2 separate regions of the Homo sapiens genome follow, and region 2 is linked to region 1. Evidence: chromatin loops called from intact Hi-C (ENCODE). Cell type or tissue: endothelial cell of umbilical vein. All regions are shown on one strand.

What was found. A loop is a pair of places that touch in the nucleus more often than their neighbours do. Peaks named below come from ENCODE experiments on the same cell type or tissue, not always from the same donor. Only the 100,000 strongest peaks of a DNase experiment are listed, where the experiment ranks them.
Region 2: a loop joins it to region 1, with 2.3 times the contacts of the local background. A loop is called at or near these places in 3 of 110 quality-filtered maps.

What each region holds. Positions count from the first base shown.
Region 1 is chr20:368,751-376,750 of GRCh38, forward strand. No RefSeq gene overlaps it. Among named protein-coding and RNA genes, the nearest start is that of TRIB3, 8.0 kb to the right of the region's middle. In endothelial cell of umbilical vein, no CTCF peak of the experiment used is centred here; DNase peaks (open chromatin) are centred at 1,111, 3,361, 4,591 and 4,851; H3K27ac peaks cover 5,087 bases.
Region 2 is chr20:531,562-539,561 of GRCh38, forward strand. The region is part of intron 1 of CSNK2A1 (casein kinase 2 alpha 1); the gene reads right to left. Among named protein-coding and RNA genes, the nearest start is that of CSNK2A1, 8.2 kb to the right of the region's middle. RefSeq lists an enhancer at 3,121-3,170. In endothelial cell of umbilical vein, no CTCF peak of the experiment used is centred here; a DNase peak (open chromatin) is centred at 4,650.

The sequences.
Region 1 (8,000 bases):
CTGGAGCTCTCATCCAGTCTCACGTCTATGACTCCCAACACTGTATCCTCAGCCCAGACCTCTCCCCTGAACTCCAGCCCATACATTCAAATACCTACCTGATGTCTCTTTGAGGATGTCAAAAGACATGACAGACTCCACAGAACCAAAGCTGAACCTGGGCTTCCCCCAAACACCTCGCTCCATGTCATTTGATGGCAGTTCCATACCTGTCACCGTTCAGGCCAAGAAACCTTGGAAGCACCTTGACACCTCCTTTTCCCTCAAACTCCACATCTAGACCATCAGCAATCCTGTTGGCTCCACCTTTAAAATATACCCAGAATCCAGTCACAGCTCACCTCTAGCATGGCCACTGCCCTGCTCTGAGCCACTGGAGTTTAAGAGAATTATTGCAACACCTGCTCCCTTGTCTTCCTGTCCTTGCCTCATTCAGTCTATTCCAAGTACAGATCCCTAAATGATTTTATTTTAAAAGTAAGTCAAGGCTGGGCATGGTAGCTCATGCCTGTAATCCTAGCGCTTGAGGAGGCCGAGGAAGGAGGATCACTTGGGTGTAGGAGTTTGAGACCCACCTGGGCAATGTGGCAAAACCCTGTCTGTACTTAAAAAAAAGAAAAAAAATGGCTGGGCATGGTGGCTCACCCTGTAATCTTAGCACTTTGGGAGGCTGAGGCGGGTGAATCACCTGAGGTCAGGAGTTCGAGACCAGCCTGGCCAACATGATGAAACCCCATCTCTACTAAAAATACAAAAATTAGCCGGGCAAGGTGATGCACGCCTGTAGTCCCAGCTACTCAGGAGGCTAAGGAAGAAGAATCACTGGAACCCAGGAGGTGGAGGTTGCAGTGAGCCAAGATCGCGCCACTGCACTCCAGCCTGCATGACAGGAGCGAGACTCCATCTCAAAAAAAAAAAAAAAAAAAAAAAGGTAAGTGAGATCACTTCCCTCCTCTCCTTAAACCCTCCCCTGCCTCCCCATGACTCCTCAGCGTCCTTTCAAAGGCCTCCAAAGCTCCAGATTATCTGAACCCCCTTTACCTCTCTGACCTCATCTCCCACCGCCTCCCTGTCACTGGCTGCACTCCAGCCACATTGACCTTCTCCGATGGCACACCAGTCAGCTAGTCAGCTTCCTTTTGGAGCTTTTGCATGAGCTGTTCCTCTTCCTGAAGAATTTGCCCTTCGGATAGTCTCAGGGCATCCACTGAACACTCCACTCAATACAGCCACTGCCTGCCCACCCAACACTCCTCATCTCTGTACTTACTCTTTTTTTCCCTTGCATTCGTCACCCCCTAACATGTGCTACAATGTACTTATTATGGTAATTATTTCTTGCATGTTTCTTTCTTTTTTTTTTTGAGACAGGGTCTCACTCTGTTGCCCAGTCTGGAGTGCAGCAGCATGATCTCAGCTCACTGAAATCTTGGCCTACCTGGCTCAGGCCATCCTCCCTCCTCTGCCTCCTGAGTAGCTGGGACTACAGGCACTCACCACCATGCCTGGCTAGTTGTTGTACTTTTTTGTAGAGATGAGGTTTCACCATGTTGCCTAAGCTAGTCTAAAACTCCTAGGCTCAAGTGATCCTCCCGCCTCAGCCTCCCGAAGTACTGGGATTGCGGGTGTGAGCCGCTGTGCCTGGCTGCACTTTTCCTTCTAATGGAATGTAAGCGCCACTTTTGTCTGTTATTTTCACTGTAGTATCCCTAGCCTTTGGAATGTTGCCTGGCAAGTAGTAGGTACTCAGTAAATATTTGTTGAAGAAACGGATGATTCTATAAATAGCATGGATTGATATGGGAAAGCTATGTAGGTGGATGGATGGATGCTTGTCGGATGGAGGGTAGATGAAAGAACAGCGAGAAATTCGAATGGCTAGATGGTGGGGATGCATTATAAAATAATAATTCATAGATGGAAAAGGAATGAATAGATGGGTGGAGGGATTTAATCTCTTCAACTACTATTTACTGACCACTTGCCGTGTGCCAGGCACTGTATGAGGTGCTAGAGACACTGGTGAGCCACACAGGCAAGGTGCCTGTCCTAAGGGAGCCTGTAGTTCAGTGGGTGAGGCAGACACTAAACAAATAACAAATACATACATAATTCCAATTATAGTTAAGTGTTCTGGTGGAAAAGAACAGGATGCTCTGGGAGAGAATAATATGGATAAGTGATGGAAAAATGGACAATAAATGGGTAGATGGAGATGGATAGGATCGGGGTTATTTGCCTTAAAGGGCCTGGCTTCAGGACTGGAGCTGCTTTACCTTAAAGGGCCTGTCGGACCACATGTACCATCCCACATCCCAGACCAGCTCTGCACTCAGAGACTGTCCCTCTCTCCCTGCCCTGACTCAGCACCTGCCTGGCCTATCCCCAGTGGTCCTGCCTGACTCTACCTCCAGCTCCCACCCTGCTGAGTCACAGTCAGGCTGGTCAGGGGGCTGTCCCATGTTCAGTCCAGCCCCTCAGCCTTCCTCGACCTGGGGGGGTATGGGGAGCAGCCCAGAGGGGAGGGGAGCAGGTGCCAAGCTCTTGATTCCTGTGCCTGAGCACTGCCCTGTTGAGACCAGAGAGAGAATCTATGGCTAGGGTATCTGGGGCTACAGTTGGGGTTTATCTGGGGCCTGGGGTCACACATGATGGATTAGAGCTAAATCTATCTCCAGGGTTATAACTCAATCAGGAGCTAGAATTCAAATTCAGTTTATGGATCATGTGGGGAAAAAGTGACCAAGACACCGTTCAGTTTGGGACCTGGGTCGGCGTTAGCTGTGGCTACGGCCCAGGGCTTAGTGATCACAGGTCAGACCATGTTCAAGGTTTCAGGCCAGAGTGCAGTTGAAGTGCAAAGTCAGGCAATAGGGTTCACCCTAGGACCACAGTCAAGGATCTGGGTCAGTTAGTGTCCAGGGCACTGGCCTTGTCTCCTCTTCTTTGGGAGAGAAGCCAGGTGGATGAGTTGGATCTAAATGTCCTGAGGAGCAACTTCCAGCTCAAGTTCCTTCACCCAGGCGGCCTAAGCCCTCTCAGCACTGGCCCCAAAGCCTTCCTTCATCCCTCAACTTCCTCCATCACTCCCTGACAGCCTGGCCTTGCTCAGTGTCCCTCGCAAGGCTGAACAGTCCTCATTCTGGCACCTCAGGGGACAGGGTAGGGGTGGGGACTATGGGACAGGGCTCAGTGCTGGACCCAGGAGGGCGCCTTGCGCAAGGTTTTCTGATGCAACTGGCTGAGTGCTTCAGCATTCCACCCCCACCCCCCAAGCTTTTCTCAGAAAGGCAAGGCCTGGGCAGTTATCCAGACTGAACATATAATCCCCTTCCTTCTCTGGCCTTTGATGGCTTCAGGACCTGCAGGCAAAAGGAAGGCAGGAAGGCAGGCAGGAAGGAAGGAAGGTCAGGTGACTCAGCAATGCGTCCAGCACTGGGAGCTGGCAGATCTGGGGCTCCCTCATCCTCCAGCTGAGAGGCGAGAAAGAGAATCAGGATCCCTGGAAGTTTGGAGATCCTAACCCCTTATACATACAAAGCAGCAATTATGTGCCTAAGCCCAGGGAGAGACCTGTAGCTGCCCAAGGTCAGAGGCAAGGTCAGAACCAGACCAGCTGTCTTCAGCCCATGGCTATGATCTAGCTATTTCCACTACACAGAAAGAGAGAACCCTTCACCCTTGAGGAGGACACGGGACTTCCCCAGGAACCTCCCGTCAATCCTGTTGAGGCTCCTGAAATGGTGGAATGACGTGGACTTTGGAACCACGCAGACCTGGGTTTAAATCCCAGGCCAGGCACGGTGGCTCATGACTGTAATCCCAACACTTTGGGAGGCTGAGGCAGGCAGATCACTTGTGGTCAGGAGTTTGAGACCAGCCTGGCCAACATGGTAAAACCCCATCTCTACTAAAAATACAAAAACTAGCCAGGCGTGGTGGCACACGCCTGTAATCCCAGCTACTCAGGAGGCAGAAGCGTGAGAATCGCTTGAACCCGGGAGGCGGAGGTTGCAGTGGGCTGAGATCATGCCACCGCACTCCTAGGTGAGAGTGAGACTCCGTCTCAAAAAGCCACACTGGCTAGCTGTGTAACGCTGGGCAGGTTACTTTCACTCTTTGACACTGGATTTGCTCACTTGCAAAGTGGGCGTAAATGCATCCTTAGCTCACAGGGCTGTGGTGAGGCTGACATGAGGAAGCACTGGAAGGCACAGCTTAGGCTCCACATGGGCCACTCTCAGGAAGTGTGTCCCCACCTCCCCCTTTATCCTCAGCTCTCACTGGGTGTGTTTGCTGGGGAAGGAGGTGCAGCAGCCCTGGGGCCTTGGAAATAATAATAGCCACTCACCCTCCAGTGCTTACCATGTGCTGGGAACTCTCCTAAGCGTGAACTTAACCTGTATTAGCCCATTTAACCCTCCATTTAATCCAATAACAGTTCCCAGGCCAGGCATGGTGGTGCATGCCCATAGTCCCAGCTACTCAGGAAGCTGAGGCGGGAGTATCGCTTGAGCCTGGGAGGTTGAGGCTACAGTGAGTCATGATCACCCTACTGCACTGCAGCCTGGGCAACAGAGTGAGATCTTCTCTCAAAAGAAAAGAAAAGAAAAGAGGGAAGGAAGGAAGGAAGGGAGGGAGGGAAATCCCAATGACAATAAGCAGTTCAATAACCCTACAGGAAAACACTGTCATCAATCCCACTTTATAGATAGGGCTGTGGGTCTGAGTAGCTAAGTGACTTTGTCCAAGACAGTGGACAAGAGACCACACGGATTTTGAGCCAGGCCAGCTGGCTCTGAATCCCACTGTCTCCTCCCTCCTTAAACTAGTGATGTCACTGCTCTGAGCCCTGGTTTCCTCATCTGTCTCCAGGGATAAAAATAGCAGCTTCATGGGGAAGTTTGAGGATGACACAAGATGACGTAAGGGAGGTCCCCACACAGGGCTCCACCCACAGGCATGAGAAGAGCCTTTCTCAGGAAGAATCCCAGGCCGCCCCTGGGGCAACCGCCGGGCTGGCCTTCCTGCCTCTCCTTAGGCCCAGCCTAGCGTGATCTGGATGGTGAGAGATTTCTGCAAAGCCCCCAGGGGCCTCCAGAGAAGGGAGGTGCCCGGTCTCCTAGATAAGGGCTCCCAGAGAGGATCACAGCCCTGGAGTTGCCATTCTTGAATCACCCACTGTCTTCCCCAAGTTGATTGGTCTGAATCCATGTACTTATTTTTTATATTAGTTCCATAATGTCTTCCTTCCAACCAGCTCATCTTTTACTTATTTATTTATTTATTTATTTTATTTATTTTTTTATACAGAGTCTTGCTCTGTCACCCAGGCTGAAGTGCAGTGGTATGATCTCGGCTCACGGCAATCTCTGCCTCCTGGGTTCAAGCGACTCTCATGCCTCAGCCTCCCAAGTAGCTGGGACTACAGGTGCATGCCACCACGTCCAGCTAATTTTTGTATTTTTAGCGGAGATAGGTTTTTGCCATGTTGGCCAGGCTGGTCTCAAACTCCTGACCTCAGGTGATCCACTCACCTCTGCCTCCCAAAGTGCTGGGATTACAAGCATGGACCACTGTGCTTGACCACAACCACCTCATTTTAAAAAACTTATCTAAATTTATTTAACATGGAAATTTTAAATCACTGACCTCAAATAGAAAACTACTATGATTTGCCATAAAGAAGAGGTAAGCATACAATTACATACAAAAAAAGCAGAACCAGGTTATTCCATTCCAGCTAAATCCTGTTTCTTGCTGAAGGCTCCAAGCTGAACTCTGCTGTCTCATTCTTAACAAGAGAGGTGTTAAAAACATAGAAGCTGTGAGGCCGGGCACGGTGGCTCATGCCTGTAATCCCAGCACTTTGGGAGGCCGAGCGAGTGGATCACGAGGTCAGGAGATCGAGACCATCCTGGCTAGCACGGTGAAACCCCGTCTCTACTAAAAACAATAACAACAACAACAACAATCAGCCGGGCGTGGTGGCGGGCGCCTGTAGTCCCAGCTGCTTGGGAGGCTGAGGCAGGAGAATCGCTTGAACCCGGGAGGCAGAGATTGCAGTGAGCTGAGATCATACCACTGCATTTCAGCCTGGGTGACAGAGCAAGAGCAAGACTCCGTCTCAAAAACAAACAAAACAACAACAACAAAAAAAAAAACCATACAAGCTGTTGGCCGGGCGCGGTGGCTCACACCTGTAATCCCAGCACTCTGGGAGGCCAAGGTGGGTGGATCACGTGGTCAGGAGATCAAGACCATCCTGGCCAACATGGTGAAACCCTGTCTCTAGCAAAAATACAAAAATTAGCTGGGTGTGGTGGCACACGCCCATATTCCCAGCTACTGGGGAGGCTGAGGCAGGAGGATGGCGTGAACCCGGGAGGCGGAGCTTGCAGTGAGCTGAGATCACGCCAGTGCACTCTAGCCTGGGTGACAGAGCGAGACTCCGTCTCAAAGAAAAAGAAAAAAAAAAAAAGAAGCTGTTAAATGAGACTTTCTCCCTGAGTCTTTGGAGAAACAGCAAGAAAACTGAAAGGGTTTAAGTGTATCACAATTATGATTCAAAGTTATGTCATACGGTATCTGGAGACCCTAAAACCCTCTGGCACTCAGCCATTGTTGTACATGGTATATTTCAGAAAACACTGACCTCACTGACCTACTCCAACTTTCTCTTCTTATTTTACAGATAAGAAATTTGAAGCCCCCGCAAAGGGAGGTGACTTGTCCACAATCTCACAGGCTCAGTGGCTTCAGCCAGACTTGGAACGCAACCAGAAGTTCTAAGGCATCATGTCACTTTTGTGGGGGAAATGTATGAAGATGAAAAGTTTCAAGGACACCTATGGTGGAATTTTAGGCATATGGCAATCACTAGGGACACCCATGTGGAAGGAAAGGAGGCAGGCATGGCTCATGTCATTGCTGTGGGCCCCACATCAGTGCTGGGGGTCAGAGACGGAACTCATCAGAACTATAGCAAAGAGGCCGGGCACAGTGGCTCACGCCTATAATCCCAGCAGTTTAGGAGGCCAAGGTGGGCGGATCATTTAAGGTCAGGAGTTCGAGACCAGCGTGGCCAACTTGGTGAAACCCCGTCTCTACTAAAAATACAAAAACATTAGCCAGGTGTGGTAGTCCACACCTGTAATGCCAGCTACTCAGGGAGCTGAGGCAGGAGAATTGCTTGAACCCGGGAGGCAGAGGTTGCAGTGAGCCAAGATCACATGCCACTTCCCTCCAGCCTGGGCAGCAGAGCGAGACACTGCCTCAAAAAAACAAACAAACAAACAAAAAACCAAACCTATAGGAAAGAGAAAAGCAGCCTTCTGGGCTCAGAAATCTGAGTAGAAAGATGTTCTGAGCCTGGAGAAAGAAATTCATAAAAGCCTGACTCTCTCTCCAGAAAAGAGTACATTTCTGCATTTAATTTTGGGAGGTTGGTCACCATTCTTTTCCTCGCTTCTAAATAAATGCTTATATAGCATTTATATTCCAGTCACTTTACAAATATTGTCATTTAATTCTCATGCAAACCAACGAGGTAGGAACTATTGTTATCCCCATTTTACAGATGGGGAAACTGAAGTACAAAGAGCTGAAGTAACTTTTCCAAAATAGATGTGGTTTTGAACCCAAGAAATGTGATACAACTATGACATGAGGCAGTCCCAATGCATTGAATCCTTATGACTGCAATGCAAGGGAGGTATAATTAACTGCATTTTATAGATGCAGAAACTGAGGCTTGAGGCTATTTGGTGTTTCTGGTGTAGATCTAGGAGCCAAACTCCAGCCTACCTAGACTCTTTGCCTCTGCTGTACCCCTGGACCATGTGTTAGGAATTCTTGGTACAGGGTGGTAGTGCTCAATATGGTAGTGGTTTTAGTCTGTTTTCTGTTGCTTATAACAGAATGTCTGAAACTGAACAATTTTGAAAGAAAAGGAATTTATTCCTTACAGCTATGGAGGATAGGAAGTCCAAGATTGAGGG
Region 2 (8,000 bases), 160 kb after region 1:
GTACATGTACATTTTTTTTTGAAGAAAAAAATTATTACAGGCTCAGGAAATCTGTAAACTCCAGCAAAATTAATAATTCCTGAGTTAGACAAACAGAAACTCATCTAAGAAGGCTAACTTGGTGATTTACATAAATATTAAAAAATTAAACTGCTCAAACTAAGTATATGCCATTCTTTCCTGAAGGAAGACAAGAAGACAATGTATCCTAGGCTTCAGAGTATGAGACCCAAGCTTGATGAATGATTAACAAAATGTCAGCCTCAGAAAAGATACAGTAGCATTCAGAGTTAGTCAGGTAGAGATAACAGTTTTACAAAAGGGAACTTTACTTCTGCCTCACATTACTGCTTAGAAAATAAGAACTTGAATTTCTTCACTACTGTCCAACCTTAAATTGTTCACAGTCTTGTATTTTAAAGCATATCCTTTGAATCATGTGTCCAAAGAGAATTACTTGTGGGTCAGAGAGGTACCTTAAAATGGCTTTAAAAACTTAAAACCAAGATTATTTTCAGATTGTTTACCCCCTTGAATCTTAAAACTGTTCAGATATCCAATTACTGAGCTTTCTAAATTAGTGCTCCCAGTTTTTCTAAACTTTTAACTTTTTTTTTTTTTGAGATGGAGTCTCGCTCTGTCGCCAGGCCTGGAGTGCAGTGGCACGCTCTCGGCTTACTGCAACCTCCGCCTCCTGGGTTCAAGCGATTCCCCCGCCTCAGCCTCCTGAGTATCTGGACTACAGGCAAGCGCCACCATGCCCGGCTAATTTTTTTTTTTTTTTTTTTTTGTATTTTAGTAGAGACAGGGTTTCACCATGTTGGCCAGGATGGTCTTGAACTCCTGATCTTGTGATCTGCCCGCCTCGGCCTCCCAAAGTGCTGGGATTACAGGTGTGAGCCACTGCTCCCAGTCTTTTTTACAGTCAAGACAGAAAATAATATTTGTATGGCACAATGGGGTAAATGATCAAGACTGCTCTGGATCTGAGGTCATTAGTTTGGATGCTGTATCCAAACTATATTCTGCATGAATGGCCAGAGGTGTGAGGGGACCAGTATCTCAACACATCTGTAACGCACCCTAACACAATACACTGGTTGAGAAATTCTAGTTTAAATAACTTGTGGAGATCACGACCTGAATAGTCAAAATCCATGCAGCAGGTTGAGAAAACTATTTCACAATTCCTCTTATTTCAAGAGATACGCAATCACCTTTTGCAGCTTTCAAGTATAGACCAGATGTACTAACAGGCAACCATTTCGTCTGGAAGATCATCTATTTGGAGGTCACTGACACAAAAAAACAAAAACAACAAAGACAAAACAAGCCTCCTTACCCTAGCTCAGAAGGATAAGCCAAAAGAAAACAGGTTAACGGTAAAAATGTATGATTAAATGAAGTTATTGTTTTTTTTCCTCCACTTCATATTGATTCTCTTTTCCCATGTCAATTTAAGGTGGTAACCATGGCCAACAACATTCTCTCTCACCTATCATACTAATGCCATATAAGTAGTAGTGTTTTTGTTTTTTCAAGTGGGGAAATATATACAGCTCAAAAAAACAAAAAAATATCTAGCAACTAACTCCTTGGCAGTTCCCTTGACTCTCTGACCTTTAAGTCCCAAGGTTCTAAGTATACAATGAATAAGAAAACTACCTGTTCAAACCCAACAGAATATGTTTTTTTCTGGTTTGATTAAGGCTTCGAATTTGGAACATAAATACTCTCAGTAATACTTAGTAATTCATGAAGTTACTGCTTGTGTAAACTTGCAGAATATTTAACTTTAGGAGATTATAAATCCTAACATGCCCCTAGGGGCCTTCTGCTTTTATTCCTACATACAAAACATACAACATGTTTGTTTTTAAAAACAATGCACATAGGCCAGGTGTGGTGGCACACACCTGTAGTCCCAGCTACTTGGGAGGCTGAGGCAGAAGCATCACTTGAACCCAGGAGGCAGAGGTTGCAATGAGCCGAGATCATGTCACTGCACTCCAGCCTGGGTGACAGAGCGAGACGCTGTCTCAAAATAAATACATACATACATACAAAAAAATTAAACCAATACACGGAAGTATTACTTCCATAAAACAAACCAGGAAGTACAGTAAAACAGAAAACATTAGCATTTGGGCCTTTTGTGTGAATTACATTTCTCCACCTTCAACCCAGAAAAGGGATCTGAGTGTCAATGTGACATAAATGACATAGCAACAGTGTGAGGTCTCCCAATGAAGGGAGGTATTAGAAGAAAATCCAAGCAGTTTGATTTGGATTAATAGTTCTACCCCAAACACCTAAGAGAAATCGGAATTCCAGTACTGTCTCTTACAATATAGTCATCATCTATACACCTTTTTACCACGCCATATAAGCAAAATAAAGTCACAATGTGAAACTTTACTCCACTGGCTATTACCCTCTGGAACCAAAAGATGGAAAACTTCATTTGGGATATACAGTAATCTAAAGAAAAATTCAGCACTTATGAATGTAATAACTACTGTTACCATTTGAATGCCTCTTACAAACCAGGCACAGTATCAGATGCATATTCTGATTTTAGAAATAAACAGATTCAGAGGTTAAATAATCTGCCAAAAACAACAGGATTACTAAGTGGTGGAAGCCAGATCTGTTTAGGATCCAAAGCCTAAATAGGTTCTTTTCACTAAATTTAATACTATTTCCTTAGTTCTCCAAACTGATTTATTAACAGCCTATCCAAAACACTATAATAAAATGAACTGCTTTAAATTTGGAGGCAAGGTAGGGGTGGGATACTGAGTTTCAATAATCAGGTTTCTTCATTATTCTTTTACCTGAATGGGCTGGCCACCAGGCCACAATTGTATAAAAATCAGATTTTAAATGATGGAAAAGCTTTTCTGTGTGGCTACTGAAGGGAGAAAGGAAGACAACTGAGACATGCCCCACCTTGCTGGCTGGGGGCTGGTGACATCTGTGGGCCTCAGTGTTGGACTCCAGATGCAACAAAGCCTAAAGTTTTGAATATGTATGAAGGTCAATGTGATGTTTTCCAAAAACAGTCATAAAAGATGGCTGTGAAAAACCCCCTAGTATAACAACTGTATGTAACAAGAGCATATAGGTAGCTGCAGATGAATGCTCAGGTCCTTAGCTGTGGTGTTTAAAAATTCTTCAGACCAGGCTGGGTGCAGTGGCTCACACCTGCAATCCCAGCACTTTGGGAGGCCGAGATGGGTGGATTGCCTGAGCTCAGGTGTTAGAGACCAGCCTGGGAAACACAGTGAAACCCCATCTCTACTAAAATACAAAAAAAAAAAAAAGCCAGGCGTGGCAGCGTGCGCCTGTAGTCCCAGCTACTTGGGAGGCTGAGGCAGGAGAATTGCTTGAACCCGGGAGGTGGAGGTTGCAGTGAGCCAAGGTCGTGCCACTGCACTCCAGCCTGGCAACAGAGTGAGATGCTATCTCCCAAAAAAAAAAAAAAAAAAAAAAAAAAAAAAAATTTCTTCGGACCAGTGTGGTGGCTCATGAGTGTAATCTCAGCACTTTGGGAGGCTGAGTTAAGAGGACTGCTTGAGCCCAGGAGTTTGAGACCAGCCTGGGCAACATGGTGAGACCTTGTCTCTACAAAAAAAATTAACAACTACCCACAAAGAAAACCCTAGCTCAAGATGGCTTCACTGGAAGGAAAAATGAACTGGTCAGGAAGACAGACAAATAGAAGCAAATAATGAAAGCATTTTATTTGACATTGATAACCTTCTCACAATAAATTATGTGGCAAAATACATGCTTGAATACTTAATTGCTAGGCAATAGTCTATTTTCATTTTTTCACAAAAGGTAGACAACTCCAAAGCAGATGGCCATTTGTAGCCATTCTATATAATCATAAATACACAAAACACTGGCCGGGCGCGGTGGCTCACGCCTGTAACCCCAGCACTTTGGGAGGCTGAGGCGGGTGGATCACCTGAGGTCAGGAGTTTGAGGCCAGCGTGGCCAACATGGCGACACCCCGCCTCTACTAAAAATACAAAAATTAGCCCGGTGGGGTGGCATGCACCTGTAATCCCAGTTACTTAGGAGGCTGAGAGAGGAGAATCACTTGAACCCAGGAGGCAGAGATTGCGCCACTGCACTCCAGCTTGGGCGACAGAGCAAGACTCCATCTCAAAAAAAAAAAAAAAAAAAGTTTTAAAGTGCCGATAAATACAAGTTCCTGGTCTGCCTACAGTTTATCACTTAATAATACAAAGCAAACAAGAAAGCAAGTTAGTGGATTACCTGAGAGAGCAAGACATAGAGAAGATGTTAATGCAGGGAGCTGGCCTTCTCCAAACATATCCCTAACACACAATATTCAAGCAATTCCCAAACTGTGATCAGAGAACCACTGGGAGTAAGACCTCTGATCTATATTTACAAGTCTATAGGTGAGCAAAGGTAGACCTTTTCCTGAGTCTGAGATGGGAATATTACCTTCTCTATCTAGAAGCAAAAGAATCCTAGACTCACCAGGACTAGGTAATAGACACTGTACACGAGTAATTGAGGTAATCTACACTGGGCGTGACTTACATACTGATCCACCCCTAGGCAGCAATTCATACCTCACCCACCCAACAGGCTACATTAGAAACAAGGAAGTACAGGTCAAAAGTCTCATTAAAAAAATAAGAACTCTTGGCAGCAGAAAATGAAAATAAAGAATGAAGAATGACAGCACTGGCAATAAACACATTCTTTTCTCCGAAAGGGAAGGGAAAGAACTAATGTTGGGCACCCACATGCCAGACATTTTATCAATTTTCTCCTTTAATCCTCAATAATCCTGAGATAATACTAGCTAGTACTCTAGTTATTAATCCTCACAAAAATCCTGAGGTAGGTACTACTAATTCCCATGTTACAGGTGAAGAAACCAAAAGTTAGTAAGTTGCCCAAGGTAGTTGTTATCCGAACTGTAGAGACAAGAACTCCCAGACTTGAAGAGGTTAAGTAAACTTCCCCAAACTCAAAGTGGGAGTTCTTTCCCACTAACCTATTGCCTTCCCCTCCCTACCCGCAATCTCAATTAATTCTCTATTCTACCCCCTTCTCATTTCTGCAGCTGTTTCAAAAACTACACCTAAGATACAAAGCAAATAGGAGTTATTATAAGAAAACACCTCCAAAATCTACTAAGTTGTGGTATGATATGCCTGTTATCAGAAAACGTCACTCAATTTTGAGCTTGGAGGGCAGTGACAGTTTGGAGATCTTTAGCACAACGCCTGCCAGAAACGTGGCAGGCGCTCAGGATCTGCTGAATGAACAACATCTTCTGAGTGGTTATGAATTCAATAACCCAAAATGACCATCTCGTATTTCTGGATATGACATGATACCATTTTTTGGAAAATAATTTACCCATTCATTTTAAACAGGGTAGCTTTCTTAAAATTTATAGAACATTGATGAGATAGCTAAACTGAGAAATGCCCATTAAAGCATTAGTCATAACTTCAGGAAAATTTCAAATGTTCACTTTTCCAAGCAAATTAAAATGTTTCAGCTAATAAAAACCTGTCAGAAAAACCCACAAGACAAGAAAGTATAAAAAGAAAAGAGCAGCCAATATAAGGGCATTTAAGATGTCACACATAAAAAATTATAAAACATTAATCTAACTTGTACCTTGGTATTTAACCCTAAAACTGTCACCTCAGATAACACAATATTTTCTATGCAAGAAAACATTATCACCACGAATGTAAAGAAGCTTGCCGACCATAGCAACTGTTGCTACGTAGGGTTTTTTAATGTCTAAGACTGAAAGACAGAATTTGTAGAAACCAGTTAAAATGCCACTCTTAGCAGTATCTTGTGATACTGTGAATGCTTTCACCTTAAACTTTTTAAAAGACTCAATCTTTGACTTCTACATGTGAAAAAAAAAAAGTACATCTGGGAGCACTCAACGTAAGAAAACTACCAATTGTCTATAACCCAATGAAAATACATCCTTTGTTACAATGACAGCAGCTACTTTTCCTTAATAATCCTAGAGGAATTTCTTCATTTGAAAAGCTGGCTGGCCTAGATTTCTCTATAAACTAAATGACATGCTACTTTCGAAATTATCCATTTCAGAAGTTCAAAGAAATTCAGGTATAAGAACACATTAATACTCTCATGAAACAAACCTTATCCAGGTTACCCACGAATTGTGACAGATCAAAACCCAGTTTCTCATTTCAAATCAAGTATCACATTATTTATTACCTTAAAATACTAAGCCCTTACCTAATTCAATGGCAAATCATATTGGTTTTCAGTTTCTGAACTTGTACAAATCATACTGTAATATTTATGCAAAAGTTGTCATATAGTTGAATATTATAGACAGTTAACATCTTTTTTTTTTTTTTTTGAGACGGAGTCTTGCTCTGTCCCCCAGGCTGGAGTGCAGTGGCGTGATCTTGACTCACTGCAACCAACCTCCGTCTCCCAGGTTCAAGTGATTCTCAGCCTCCTGAGTAGCTGGGACCACAGGCACGCACCTCCACACTCAGCTAATTTTAGTAGAGATGGGGTTTTACCATGTTGGCCAGGCTGGTCTTGTCCTGACCTCAAGTCATCTGCCCACCTCGGCCTCTCAAAGAACTGGGATTACAGGTGTGAGCCACCATGCCCGGCCAACAGTAGAAAAGGGTACTCAGGGAACATAGTTCAAAAGTCATGATTCTCTATTGGCTGGACCAGGATTCTAGACTAGCTCTAGGGCTGAGATATCTTAGTAGACCAGTTAACATTCATGTGGCCCAATTTCCCTTACTCTAAACCCAAAGTCAAACATAACCTCTAAAGTCTTTCATACCCTGAAATGCTAATCTTGTAATCATCTTTCTATTCAGGTAATAACTCAAAAGAAATGGTCTCACTTCCTTCATCCTCTGACTAAAGTTTAGTTAGTCCATATTTTATGAATCCAATTAATAGGATACTTTAAAGAACAAAAAGAAAAGACTTTTCTTAAAAGCTAGAAACTCCATTCTGTAGTGATGATTCCCAGATCTGACTCTTAAACTCAACAACCTCAACAGACAATGACAGGGAGAAAAGATCTTACAAGTTTGAGCTGAGCTGGGGTGGGGTGGGAGGTGTGAGAGAACAGAGAGACAGTTACAAATTCACAAAAATGTATCACCCATTTCCATCTCCTCTAAAAAAATATGAAATAAGCCTTAAAAGGCTGTCATAGAAACCCATTATTAAGCCAATAAAAACTAATGAAGAAATTATGTCATTTATCCAAGATATGGAAGAACCACCTATTTACAGAAATCCTACCAATGTCCTAGACCTTCAGAAACTACATCTCACTAAGCTGACCATCAAGCCCCTTCAAACTGCATCTAAGGACAATAATAATATTCAAACATCAAGAAACAGGCACAGGTTCCACTCAACACCATTATTCCGTGGAGTCTTCCAGGACTAAATTGTTTTATAGAATCTTTGCTATCTTTGTTCTCTAGAAAATGATATCCCAAAGACTCTAAAATAAAACCAGCAAAACCCCTGTATTTGTTTTCCATTGTGTCATAACAAATTATCACAAACAAAACAACACAAATGGATTATCTTACAGAAGTCAGTGGGCTTGACTGGGTCTCACAAGGGCTAAATGAGGGTATCCAGTGGGTGGGTTCCCTGCTGGAAACTCTGGGGAAAATTTGCTTCCACATTCATTCAAGCTATTGGCTGAATTTAGTTCCTTGCAGCTGTAGGACTGAGTTCCCACTTCCTTGCTGGTTGTCAGCTGGGACTGGCCTTTCCTACTAGAGGCTGCCTGCATTCCCCGTCTCACACTTTCAATCTGGTCCCCTCCAGTAACGGCAGGCTGAGTCCTTCTCATGCTTCAAATTTGACTTCCCCTTCTGCCTCATCTCTGACACCAGCCAGAAAAAGTTCTCTGCTTTTAAGTGCTTATGTGAGTAGAATAAACCCAC